2 separate regions of the Mus musculus genome follow, and region 1 is linked to region 2. The links are chromatin loops, found by intact Hi-C in ENCODE. Cell type or tissue: heart. All regions are shown on one strand. Each heading gives the region's core, and the rest is flanking DNA. Links, peaks and the distances in the headings are about the cores only.

Region 1 (6,453 bases), core at 2,332-4,831, 800 kb before region 2:
ACCCAATTACCCAGTAGAATTAAAACTTTTTTTTTTTAATTTATTTATTGGGAGCTGGAGAGATGGCTCAGCAGGTAAGAGCACTGACTGCTCTACTGAAGGTCCTGAGTTCAAATCCCAGCAACCACATGGTGGCTCACAACCACCCATAATGAGATTTGACGCCCTCTTCTGGTGTGTCTGAAGTCAGCTACAGTGAACTCATGTACAATAATAAATAAATCTTTAAAAGAATAATTTATTATATGTAAGTACACTGTAGCTGTCTTCAGACACACAAGAAGAGGGCATCTGATCCCATTACAGATGGTTGTGAGCCACCATGTGGTTGCTGGGATTTGAACTCAGGACCTTTGGAAGAACAGTCAGTGCTCTTAACCGCTGAGCCATCTCTCCAGCCTGAATTAAAACTTTATTTTTCTTTCGAGACAGGGTTTCTCTGTACAGCCCTGGCTGTCCTGGAACTCACTTTGTAGACCAGGCTGGCCTTGAACTCAGAAATCCGCCTGCCTCTGCCTCCCAAGTGCTGGGATCAAAGGCGTGTGCCACCACGCCCCGAGAATTAAAACTCTTAAAGCTTATAGTTAATCAATCAGATTTATGTGTCAATCAAGTCACAGTTTACAAGATGCCAATGCAATCATTTCAGAGCGAGTTGATAATGCTAAAAGCTTTATCCCAATTATGATATAATAACTGTGGCGGGTTCACGTCCACCTCCATCCTCCCTCCTCTCTCCCCTGAGATGCTCTCTGTCTCTGCCACTCTTATCTCTGCCTCCCTTTCCCTGTCCAATCACAGGCTTCCTCTGCACTAATGTAATTGGGCAGGGAAATCCCTGCAACACTTACATACTGGGGATCACATGCAGGCCTCACGCCAGCTAGGTTAAACACCCTGCAACTGAGGTTCATCAACAGCCTTTGCTTTGTTATTAATTAGACTTTTTGTTTTATGCATTGTTGTTAGATATAAGGCATCAGGGCACACACCTTTAACCCCAGCACCAGGGAGGCAGAAGCCATCAGATCTCTGTGAGTTCAAGGCCAGCCTGGTCTACATAGCAATTCCAGATCAGCCAGGACTACATTGTGAGGTCCCGTTTTGTGTGTGTGTGTGTGTGCGCGCGCGCGCGTGTGCGCGTGCATGTGTGTGTGTTTTAGGGTCCTGAGAGATGGCTCAGAGGTTAAGAACACTCTGGGTTTCCAGAGGATCTCAGTTCTATTCCTAGCATTTAGGTGACAGCTCACACCAATCTGTACTCCAATTCCGGAGGATACAACACCCTCTTTTGGCTCTGAGGGCACCAGGCATCCATGTAGTACATATATGTACTTGCAAGTAAAGCACTCAGATGCATAAAATAAAAACAAGTACATATATCTTGTTGTTGGTTGTGTGTGTATGTTATTGTTATGTTTTCGAGACAGGGTTTCTCTGTGAAGCCCTGGCAGTCCTGGAATGCACACTGTAGACCAGGCTGGCCTTAAACTCAGAGATGCCTCTGTCTCCTGAAGAAAAAAAAAAAAAAAGCAAATCTTTGGAAAGAAATAAAATTGAACCTGGGCAGTGGTAGTGCTTACCTTTAATCCTAACCCTCAGAAGGCAGGAGCTGCAAAAACCAATCAACCACCAACAACAATAATAAAAAGAAACAAAATAGAAATTTTATTTTATAATTTAGACACAATCCTAACCCTCAGAAGGCAGGAGCTGCACAAACCAATCAACCACCAACAACAATAATAAAAAGAAACAAAATAGAAATTTTATTTTATAATTTAGACACAATCTCACTACCTGGTTGTGGCTGCTCTGGAACTTACTATAGAACAAGCTGACCCTGAACTTTTTGAAGACCCTTCTGCTTCTGTGTGCTGGTTAGTGTTACATCAATTTGACACAAGCTAGCCATCAGAAGGGAGGGAGCCTCAACTGAGGAAATGCCTCCATAAGATTGGGCAGTAGGGAAGCCTGTAAGTAAGGACGCATCAGCCCACTGTGGTGGGGCCATCCCTGGGCTGGTGGTCCTGAGTTCTATAAGAAAGCAGGCTGAGCAAGCCAGTAAGCAGCATCTCTCCACGGCCTCTGCATCAGCTCCTGCCTCCAGGTTCCAGCCCTGCTTGAGTTCCTTCCCTGACTTTGGAGGGGTAAATCCTTTCCTCTTCAACTTGCTTTTGGTCATGGTGTTTCGTCATAGCAACAGTAACCCTAAGCAGGACCCTCTGCCTCCCAAACCCTAGTGTTATGAGATCTGCCTCCCTCTGCCTCCTGAGTGCTGGAATGAAAGGCGTGTACCAACACTGCCCAGCCTCTGTTCCTTGCTTTAAGGGTATTTATTTACCTAGCTTTGTACATGGGTGTTTTGCCTGTATGTGGATCTATATACCATGGGTGAGCTTGGTACCCGTGGAGGCCAGAGGACGGTGTAGGCTTTACCGGAACTGGAATGACAGATGGTTGTGGGTGCTGGGTTTGAACCCAGGTCCTCCTCTGGAACAGCAGCCAGTGCTCTTAGCTGCTGAGAGCCATCTCTCCAGCCCTATTCTTTGGTTTTTGTTTTGTTTTGTTTTGTTTTTTTTTTTGTTTTTTGTTTTTTGTTTTTTTGTTTTTTTGATACAGGGTTTCTCTGTATAGCCCTGGCTGTCCTGGAACTCAGAAATCCGCCTGCCTCTGCCTCCCGAGTGCTGGGATTAAAGGCGTGTGCCACCACCACCCAGCTGGTTTTTTTTGAAACAGGGTCTCATGTAGCCCAGGTTGGCCTTAAACTTTCTGTGTAGCTAGGATGAGCCTGAATCCCTCATGCTCCTGTCTCTACTTCCTGAGTGCTGGGAGTGCAGGCCTGCCTGCCCTGGTTTATGCAGCCCTGGGGATTGAGCCCAGGGCTCTGCGTATCCGAGGCTAGCCCTTCACCCACTGTGTTTCATCTTCAGCTCCATTTACTTATTTTGTGATGAGCCTGCTCCACCCCTAACATCATGGTGTAGGATGAACGGTTTTATCACTCAAGGCACAGTGAGTTCACCTTGCCTCTGCTCTATAGTGTCTGGGTCGTCAGTGGGGATAATTTGAAGGCTGGGGACTTGGTGGCTGGTGCTGGATCCATCTAGAAGCACCGCGCTACACATGTGCCCTGCAGCTGATGCCAGCTGTGTGGGGCCTCAGTCCCGTTGCTGACCAGAGCACTCCGAAGGCGCTTCCTCTCACCATGGTGGCCAAGGGTAGTCAGGCCTTACACCTCAGCTCCACTAGAGATAGTGCCAATGAACACGGAGGGCATCCCACGGCCTTCTGTAAGCCAGCCTCCTGGACCACAGTGTCTGGAGTCTGCCTGCCTGTAGACGTAGACCTTCCCACTGAGAGTTTGTAGGAGTGTGTTAGCACCCCAGGTGAGCAGCGTCAATGGGGCAGCCCAGGGCCATGAGAGCTGGGGTGAACTGTGTGAGACCCCAGGGGCGGTTCAGCCTCGCCCACCCTGACTTTTTTTTTTTTTCTGTTTGCAGCCAGCTGCTTCCTACCTTTGAACTGGAGACTGTGTCCCCGGTGACCAGCAGGGGGCGCCAGATACATCGGGGAGGTAGCCTTTTGACACTGAGGTGCCTTCAGCCGCATCCACCCTGGAGCTAGAGCCCTTCCTCACAGTGACAAGCTAAAAATGGCTCTTCCTGCTTTTGACCCATGGGGAAGCCCAGGGCTGCCTTTTCTTTCTTTTTTTTTTTTTTTGGTTTTTCGAGACAGGGTTTCTCTGTATAGCCCTGGCTGTCCTGGAACTCACTTTGTAGACCAGGCTGGCCTCGAACTCAGAAATCCACCTGCCTCTGCCTCCCGAGTGCTGAGATTAAAGGCGTGTGCCACCACGCCCGGCTCAGGGCTGCCTTTTCAAGTGGGCAGATTGTGTCTTGGACTCATCCTATTCGTGGTCTGACCTTTGACCTTGTTTTTTTTTTTTTTTTTCCTTCAGGAAACGCAGTGAGGAGTGAAGGGCACTGGTTCCCACAATTAGAGATGCAGGCTCAGCAGTCACTGGTCTCCTAGGGCTGAGCCCCTTCCATCCTGCTCCTAGAAGCAGTTCCAGAGAGTCCCCCTCCCAGTCTACACCCCCCCCCCTCCGCCTTCCATACACTCTGAGCTCCAAAAGGATGCTGAGGGAAGTTTGAAAGGCCTGGTGCATTTCAGCGTAGGACAGACCCAGCTGGGGATGGAGACAGGGCTCTGCCATGGGCCTCTGCCTGTGCAGTGCAGCTTCCATGCTGGATTGCAGGAGGTCTTGGGGAGTCGCTGTGAGCCCTGGAAGAGGCTGGGGACCCAGATCAGTAGCCTCTCCTGGGAAGGACCGAGAACTTCCACCCCCACTCTCTCTAGTCCATGAGATTCTTCCTGTGACCTTTGACCCCATCTTCCTTCCTTCCTCCACTGCTCAGCCCTTGTGAGATTGAGGCTAGGCTCATACGGCCAGCTCCTGCCCTTCCTCCTCGCTTCCCAGTGCTAGCCCACGGCTGCCCACTCTGGTCCTTTCCTCCCCTCCCCCATGTCCCTTCTTGGCCCTTCATGGACCATGCCAGTTCTGGGAGGAGTAACATCTTCTGTGGCTGTCCTTAGCTGGTGACATTTGTCTGCAGAGTTAAGGGTGGCCCACTGGCTGTCTCCATAGCAATATTTAGCTAATCATGGAGATGGGGCTGGAGAGGTGGCTCAGTGATTGAGAGCACTGGGTGCTCCAGAGGACATAGGTTTGATTCCTACCACCCACATGATGGCTCACAATTGTCTGTAACTCTGACTTCTTCAGGCTTCATAGGCTGGGGCACACACGTGTTACAAATACATACACTCAAGTGCACAGATATACACATATACACATTGTTTGTTTGTTTGTTTATTCATTCATTATATGTAAGTACACTGTAGCTGACTTCAGCCACTCCAGAAGAGAGCATCAGATTTCATTACGGATGGTTGTGAGCCACTATGTGGTTGCTGGGATTTGAACTCCTGACCTTCAGAAGAGCAGTCGGGTGCTCTTAACCACTGAGCCATCTCACCAGCCCCATACACATTGTTTTTTTTAAAAAAAAAAGGCCAGTCGTAGTGGTGCAGACCCATGATCCCAGCACCCAGGACGCACAAGGTATGGTGGTTTGAACATGCTTGGCCCAGGGAGTGGCACTACTTGGAGGTGTGGCCTTGTTGGAGTATGTGTGTCACTGTGGGCATGGGCTTTAAGACCCTCATCCTAGTTGCCTAGAAATCAGTATTCTGCTAGCAGCTTTCAGATGAAGATTTAGAACTCTCAGCTCCTCCTGCATTATGCCTGCCTGGATGCTGCCATGTTCCCACTTTGATGATAGTGGACTGAACCTCTGAACCCGTAAGCCAGCCTCAATTAAATGTTGTCTTTATAAGAGCTGCCTTGATCATGGTCATGGTGTCTGTTCATAGCAGTAAAACCCCAACTAAGACACAAAGCAAATGCTCTACCATTGAGCCTAGCCTAGGGTCTCATGTAGCCCAGGCTAGCCTTAAATTTCTGAGCCTCCTATTCCAACCCCTCACCTCTTTTTTTTTTTTTTTTTTTTCGAGACAGGGTTTCTCTGTATAGCCCTGGCTGTCCTGGAACTCACTTTGTAGACCAGGCTGGCCTCGAACTCAGAAATCCACCTGCCTCTGCCTCCCGAGTGCTGGGATTAAAGGCGTGCGCCACCACGCCCGGCTCCAACCCCTCACCTCTTAAGTGCAGGGGGTTAGGGGCATGTGCTACCACACTCAGTCTTTTTTTTTTTAATATTTTTATTAGGTATTTTCCTCATTTACATTTCCAATGCTATCCCAAAAGTCCCCCATACCCTACCCACCCACTCCCACTTTTTGGCCCTGGCATTCCCCTGTACTGGGGCATATAAAGTTTGCAAGTCCAATGGGCCTCTCTTTCCAGTGATGGCTGACTAGGCCATCTTTTGATACATATGCAGCTAGAGTCAAGAGCTCCGGGGTATTGGTTAGTTCATAATGTTGTTCCACCTATAGGGTTGCAGATCCCTTTAGCTCCTTGGGTACTTTCTCTAGCTCCTCCATTGGGAGCCCTGTGATCCATCCAATAGCTGACTGTGAGCATCCACTTCTGTGTTTGCTAGACCCCGGCATAGTCTCACAAGAGAGAGCTATATCTGGGTCCTTTCAGCAAAATCTTGCTAGTGTGTGCAATGGTGTCAGCGTTTGGAAGCTGATTATGGGATGGATCCCCGGATATGGCAGTCTCTAGATGGTCCATCCTTTCGTCACAGCTCCAAACTTTGTCTCTGTAACTCCTTTTTTTTTTTTATTCTTAAGACATTATTTTTTCTAGGTAGCCCAGGCTAGCCCTAAACTCACTATCTTCCTGCCTCAGCCTTCTGAGTGGGATTAGAGGTGCAATACCACACACTAAAGTCCAAGGTTTTTCTGGTTTGATAGAAT
Region 2 (6,453 bases), core at 2,474-4,973:
GGTTTCAGACTTCGAGGACATTGATAATCATCCAAGACCATCCACAACTCTGTCAGCCCAGAGAATAACTTTGAGAGGCCCCTTGTCTTTCAAGAGTTCAGAAAGAAGTAAAAATAGCTGAGGACTGACAGGGAAGAGACCATCTCCATCCCTCATCTCCTCTGGATCAGGACTTCTAATCTGTCACACTGTCACATTCAGGAGGCTCCAGTGCCACCTTTCCCATGGCAACATGCGGGCGGCAGAAGTGACAGAAGGTGCTGGCACATTGGCCACCATAGCCGGGGGTGTCCAATAGCAAGGGTCCTGTGTGGGGAACATGATAAATTTGCTGAATGAAAGAACCCCAAGAGGCCAGTTTGTCCTGTTGGGACTTCAGGTATGTACCACCACGTTCAGCTTATGAAATGCAGAGGATCACGCCTTGTACATGCTAGGCGGGCACACTACCAAGTGAGCCCCACTTTTTTTTCTTTTTCTCACAGGCTGCAAGGTTCTGGATCTAGAACCATCACGGATTCCGGCTCTGTCCTCGCATCAGTGGGCCTGACTCACAGGTGTTTCGCTAACCTCATTCTGTACCAGACATGCTGGAGAGAAATACATTTTAAAACCACGTGCAATTTAAAGCGAGTTTAATCTGCATGTCTGGGGTTCATTAACACGTAGATCATCAAATTAGGGATGGCTCACAGCTGTTTGACATTCGAACGGCCTTCTGAGTATCTTTAATAAGTGCCTTTAAATATCATTTTCCCTAGAATTTCAGGGCTGTGTTTCGAGCATGCTGATCTCCAAATGGGAATGTGATTCAATGCACTGGGCTCCATCCTGCAGGAGTGCTGCTAACTTGGGAAGGTTAACATAGAACCTTCTTCCTGCTTCTCCTGTCCCCACTTCAGTGAGTAGTGGCTCCTGGCTGGCCAAAGTCACATGCTCAAGTGTCCCCTTGTCTGTGGCAGACATTGGCTGTTACCCTGGTTCTCTTGTGATTCTCTGGGGGGACAGGGATTTTGGTATCCACCCCTTGCCCTGTTCCAGGGCTTCCTGGGACTTGGCTGGACAAGTGTGGTTTCTTGTTAGAGTGTTGGCCTCAGTGTGGCTCTGCAGCCCAGAAGAGAGGATGGAGGGCTATGGGTTATGCAGGAAGGGATGAATTTTTCCTCCACTTGAGCCTTGGCGATCTGGGTTGGGGCTGTATGTCTAGAGCCTTTTATCATCACTGGAGCCTTCAACGAGCCCAGGGGCAAGAGGCCAGGCAAGCCAGTTGAGGCCAGAGCTAGGCACCCAGAACTGACTGCACCTACGATGTGATTTTCTTCAGACACAAGGTCATTACGGGTCGTGAGCCCAGAAGAATGAGGTCACCTTGGAGTGGGTAAGCTGCTGATGCCCTGGGATTGAATTGTAAAAGAAAGGGGCACTGACACTACCAGGCAGCTAGAGGTGACACAAAGACACGAGATGCCAACCAGCCACAAGCCAGGAACATCAGACCTGGAGTCCAGCAGCCCTGGCAGCCCTTGGTATCACGTGTCTGTATTCCAGAAATCTGAGGAGTAAATGCCTGTTTAAGCTGTCGTGTAAGCATGAGTTTGGTTCCTAGAACAGAGAGAGAGAGAGAGAGAGAGAGAGAGAGAGAGAGAGAGAGAGAGAGAGAGAGAGAAAGGGGAGAGAGAGAGAAAGGGGAGAGAGAGAGAAAGGGGAGAGAGAGAGAGAAAGGGGAGAGAGAAAGAGAGAGAGAAAGAAAGGAAGGAAGGAAGGAAGGAAGGAAGGAAGGAAGGAAGGAAGGAAGGAAGGGAGAGAGAGAGAGAGAGAAAGAAAGAAAGAAAGAAAGAAAGAAAGAAAGAAAGAAAGAAAGAAAGGAAGGAAGGAAGGAAGGAAGGAAGGAAGGAAGGAAGGAAGGAAGGAAGGAAGGAAGGAAGGAAGGAAGGAAGAAAGAAAGAAAGAAAGAAAGAAAGAAAGAAAGAAAGAAAGAAAGAAAGAAAGAAAGAAAGAAAGAAAGAAAGAAAGAAAGAAAGAAAGAAAGAAAGAAAGAATTTGGTAGTACATGCCTGCAGTTCCAGTTCTGGGCACGTAGAGACAGTAGGATCCCTAGGGCTCACTGGCTGGCCAGTGCAGCCTAATGGGTGAGCCTCAGGCCAGTGAGAGACCCTGTCTCAAAAAAGCAAGGTAGGGGCTGGAAAGAGAGCTTAGTGCTAAGACCATGTTTTGCTCTTGCAGAAGACCTTCAGTACTCAGTGCCCAAACGATGGCTCCCAACTGCCTGTATCTCCAGTTTCAGATGGGATCTGATGCCCTCTTCTGTCCTCTGAGGGCACATGCATGCACAGACATGCTGACATTCACACATATACAGAAATCAAAAGCCCCAGACAAACAGAACAAGGCAGACGCAGCCCAGGAAAAATAGCCAGGATTGCCCTGTAGCCTTTTCGTGGATGCACACACACTTGTATGTGCACCTGCACACACACACGTGAGGCATGCATACACACTTTATGTATGCACCAGCATGCACACTTGAGGCATGCACACACACATGTATTTGCACTTGTTCACACACTTGGGGCATGGCACCTTTTATAGACAGACTGTGGGAAACTCCAGAGTGTGTGAAGTCAGAGTATGTGAGGTCAGAATAGACTCCACAAGGTATTGTCTCAAAAAAAAAAAAAAAGTCACCGTTGTCTTGTAAGGCATAGCCTGAAATGGAAGGGCTTGTGAGGCTCCTGAGTAGGGCTATGAGCCTCTAGTTAGACTAGGAGGTCCCTGATGGCAGCTTTATCCCATACTATGGGTACTGTATGCACAGAGGGTTCAGGTCCTTGCCATTGCTTTGGGAGGGCCTGGGTGCTGGCTCAGAGGGTGTGGGTCTGTCACTTGAGGCCCCCAGCCTGCAAGTGGCAAAGCCCAGATCTGACGCAGGTTTCCGGAGACTGGACATTGAATTTAAACCAAGGAGCCTGCCTTTAATCCCAGCACTCGGGAGGCAGAGGCAGGAGGATTTCTGAGTTTGAGGCCAGCCTCGTTTACAGAGTGAGTTCCAGGACAGCCAGGGCTATACAGAGAAACCCTGTCTCAAAAAACAAAAAACAAAAACAAAAACAAAAAAAACAACAAAAACACAAAAACAAAACAAAACAAAACAAAACAAAACAAAACAAACAAACAAAACAAGGAGCCTGTTGCCTCTGTCACCTCCCTGGGTGCTGGCTTCCTCTAGGGGATATGGAGGGATGCTCTGGGCTGGGTTCATTGCTGCTGCCTCCCTGACTCTGGTCCCTGATCTCTGGATTATCTGTGTGAGCTTCCTTCCTACCTCATGGGGAGCTCAGACCTGCCATCCGACAGAACAGAGGGCTGAAGACCTTAACAACAGGAACCGAGGCCACTCCTGAGGACACTGGCTGAACCCAGGCTGCTAGTGAGTTGGCAACCAGGACCCAGTCACCTGCTGCCACCTGCTGGAGACAGAGGCACGGTGGCTGGTACACCCAGACTCACTGTGCCCTACCTCCTTCCCACACTGTCAAGGGTCCGTCTAGTGACCCAGAGGCAGGTAGCTTGGTTTTGTCTGTCCCTCCAACAGGTAAAGTCACTGGAGCCATCTGACCTTGTCACTAGATCCCAGTCACAGATCTGCACCTGCCTTGTTACGCTAACTCATTCCGTATTTGCTGAATAGAGGCGGGCTCAGTCAGTCAAGACCACTCAGGCAAGAGGCTCTGGGAGCTTCTGGATGGGGCAGGAAGGAGTGGGGGGGGGTTGGTCTCCCCACAAGTCACCTCTGGGAGTCTTGCCTGCTAGAGGCCTTGCTCTATGCGAACACAACCTAAATAGGAATGTGTCCTGCTTGCCTCTGGGAGCACTCTCTCCAGAGCTGGGCCCCCCAGTGGGAGGCAAGGCTAGGTCTTCTGGTGGCTTCATTGACTCCTGAGCTGGAGCCTCGCCTCCCTTATTGCCAAGTCACGCATTTAAGGTCCAACATGGGACAGAGCTAAGCTGAGGCCCCAGTGGGCTGAGGGGCCTGGGACTGGCCAGTTACAACCACACTGTCAGGATGGCCCAAACAGGGACATCTGTTACAGTCTCTCCAAGGTGGAGGAACTTGCCTGAGGCTGCAGAGCCAGCAGAGATGCAGGCCAGGTTCTGCCTCCAGTGCTGCAGGAGTCTACTCCTCTGCATGCTACAGGCATCTGCCCTTCCCTTCTTGACCTCTCCATCCTGACGGCCCACCTGTTCTTAGGGGTGCCCTCTCTACTCCCCTATGTTCCAAGACTTCTCCACCCTTCCCTCTGTCCCGGGGGAGGCCCTCTTCCTTCAGGAGACTCATCTTGACATCCCCTTCCTTGAAGCAACTCGTCACAGGGAGAGGCCAGGTCTATGTTGCCCTACCTCCTGTCCTTCCCTTCTGTGTAGAAAAATAATAAAATGAAATGAATAAATGAACCTGCTTCTTCAGGCCCACGGCAGCCCAAGCCGCTGTCATGTCAGACTCCTGGCATTTTCTCACACAAGGCAGGCCCCTGTCTCTCACCATCAACCCTTTCTGTCTCTGGCTCTTTGTATCTTTTGTTCTCTTGGCCCGGTCATTTGCTCGGACATGTCATAGCTGAAGGCCTCGGTCACAGTGTACCTCCGAGACAGCTCCTCCCCACCTCTGCCACATCGTCTCCTTGCCTCGCCCTCTGTTTGCCTCTCTGTCCTGTCATGGCAATCTGCTGACCCTCTGACTTCCTCTCTGACTGCGTCTCTGACATGTGACCCGCAGGGCAGGGACTTGTCTCTCTTGTGCACTGCTCCCAGCTCCCATCGAGCACTCAATAAACACTCAGTAAATTAATGAATAAGTCAACTAATCAATCGAGCAATCAATCATGAAGTTGAACTGTTTGTTTTGTTTGTTTTTTTTAAGAGTTCCCGAGTCCAGAGTTGCCACAAAAAGCCAGTCTCAGTGTCCTACAAAGGCATTGCTTAGCCATGTGGTGCTCAGCAGATACTTCCGGGGCTTGGAGATACACCTCAAGTCAGGATTCAGGATTGATGCAGGTGGATGTCTGCCTTGGCCCCTGAGCCTGGTGTCCCTGAGAGACTGGTTTGTAGCAGTTGACAAAGCTGCGGTTGTCCCCCTGGGCTCCACATGAACGGAGCATCTCCACCTTCACTGTGCCCCACACAGCCTTCTCCAGGTGTGATGGTTGCTACTAACTGTCAGCTTGACACAAGTTAAAATCTCCTGGGTATCACATCCTGGGGATGCCCGCCCCCACCCCCACCTCCTCATCCCTATCAGATTTCCATTCATTCTCATAGCCATCTGGGCATCTCTCCTGTCCCTCCCCACACCTGATACTGAACCCCATCCCCTATTCCCCTCCGGATCCCCTCTCCCACCCAGTTTCCTCCCTCCATCTGCCTCCTATGACTATTTTATTCCCCCTTCTAAATGAGATTCAAGCATCCTCGCTTGGGCCTTCCTTCTTGGTTAGCTTCATTGGTCTGTACAGTGTAGCATGGGTGTCCTGTATTTCATGGCTAACATCCACTTATGCGTATGTGACACAGACCTGGGATAAGGGAGGCGCCCAAGAATCAATGGGAGTGACCTTCGCTGTGATTCACAGTACTGGGGATATGGAACCTGAAGAGGCTACCTCCTGTAGCCAGGCAGGAACCCCAGTGGAGCCATAGGGACACCAACCCACCTACACACCTTTTGACCCAAAATTTATCCTGTCTACAAGAAATGCAGGCAAGGGGGATGGATCAGAGACTGAGGGAGTGGCCAACCAATAACAAGCCCACCTTGAGACCCATCCCATGGGCAAGCTCCAATCTCTTGCACCATTAATGATATTCTGCTATGCTTGCAGACAGGAGTCTAGCATAACCATCCTCTGAGGGGCTCCCCCAGCACCTGACTCAGACAGATGCAGACACCCACAACCAAACAGTGGATGGGGCTCTTACAGAAGAATAGAAGGAAGGATTTTGGATCCCTAAAGGGACAGGAACTCCACAGGAAGACCAACAGAATCAACTAACCTGGACCCTTAGGGCTCTCAGAGACTGAACTACCAACCGAAGAACACACACAGACTGGATCTGGGTCTCCCCACACATATGCAGCAGATGTACAGCTTGGTCTTCGTGGATTGCAAACAACTGGAGTGGGGGATGTCCCAAAAGCCTTTGCCTGTACATGGGATATGTTCTTATAGCTGGGCTGCCTTGTCTGGCCTCAATGGGAGAGGATGCGCCTAGCCCCTCAGAGACCTGATATGTCAGGGTGGGGGGATACTCAGGGAGCCCCCACTTGATCAGAGGAGAAGGGGAGGGTTGGGGAAAAGATTGTAGGAGGGTGTGACTGGGATAGGGATATAAAACTAAATAGATAAAAAATAAAAGCATCCCCTGGGTAAAGGGCCTCTGGGCATGTTTGTGAGAGGT

The links. Hi-C counts contacts between places; a loop is a spot of excess contacts. Peaks named below come from ENCODE experiments on the same cell type or tissue, not always from the same donor. Only the 100,000 strongest peaks of a DNase experiment are listed, where the experiment ranks them.
Region 1: it touches region 2 in a loop (6-fold over the local background); 9 of 42 quality-filtered maps call a loop at or near these places.

What each region holds. Positions count from the first base shown.
Region 1 is chr4:140,671,656-140,678,108 of GRCm38, reverse strand. No RefSeq gene overlaps it. Among named protein-coding and RNA genes, the nearest start is that of Gm13025, 4.9 kb to the left of the region's middle. In heart, for the core only: a CTCF peak has its summit at 3,547 (motif pointing right); DNase peaks (open chromatin) are centred at 3,598 and 4,412; H3K27ac peaks cover 419 bases.
Region 2 is chr4:139,874,475-139,880,927 of GRCm38, reverse strand. No RefSeq gene overlaps it. Among named protein-coding and RNA genes, the nearest start is that of Gm1667, 33 kb to the left of the region's middle. In heart, for the core only: a CTCF peak has its summit at 3,480 (motif pointing left); no DNase peak of the experiment used is centred there; H3K27me3 peaks cover 1,267 bases.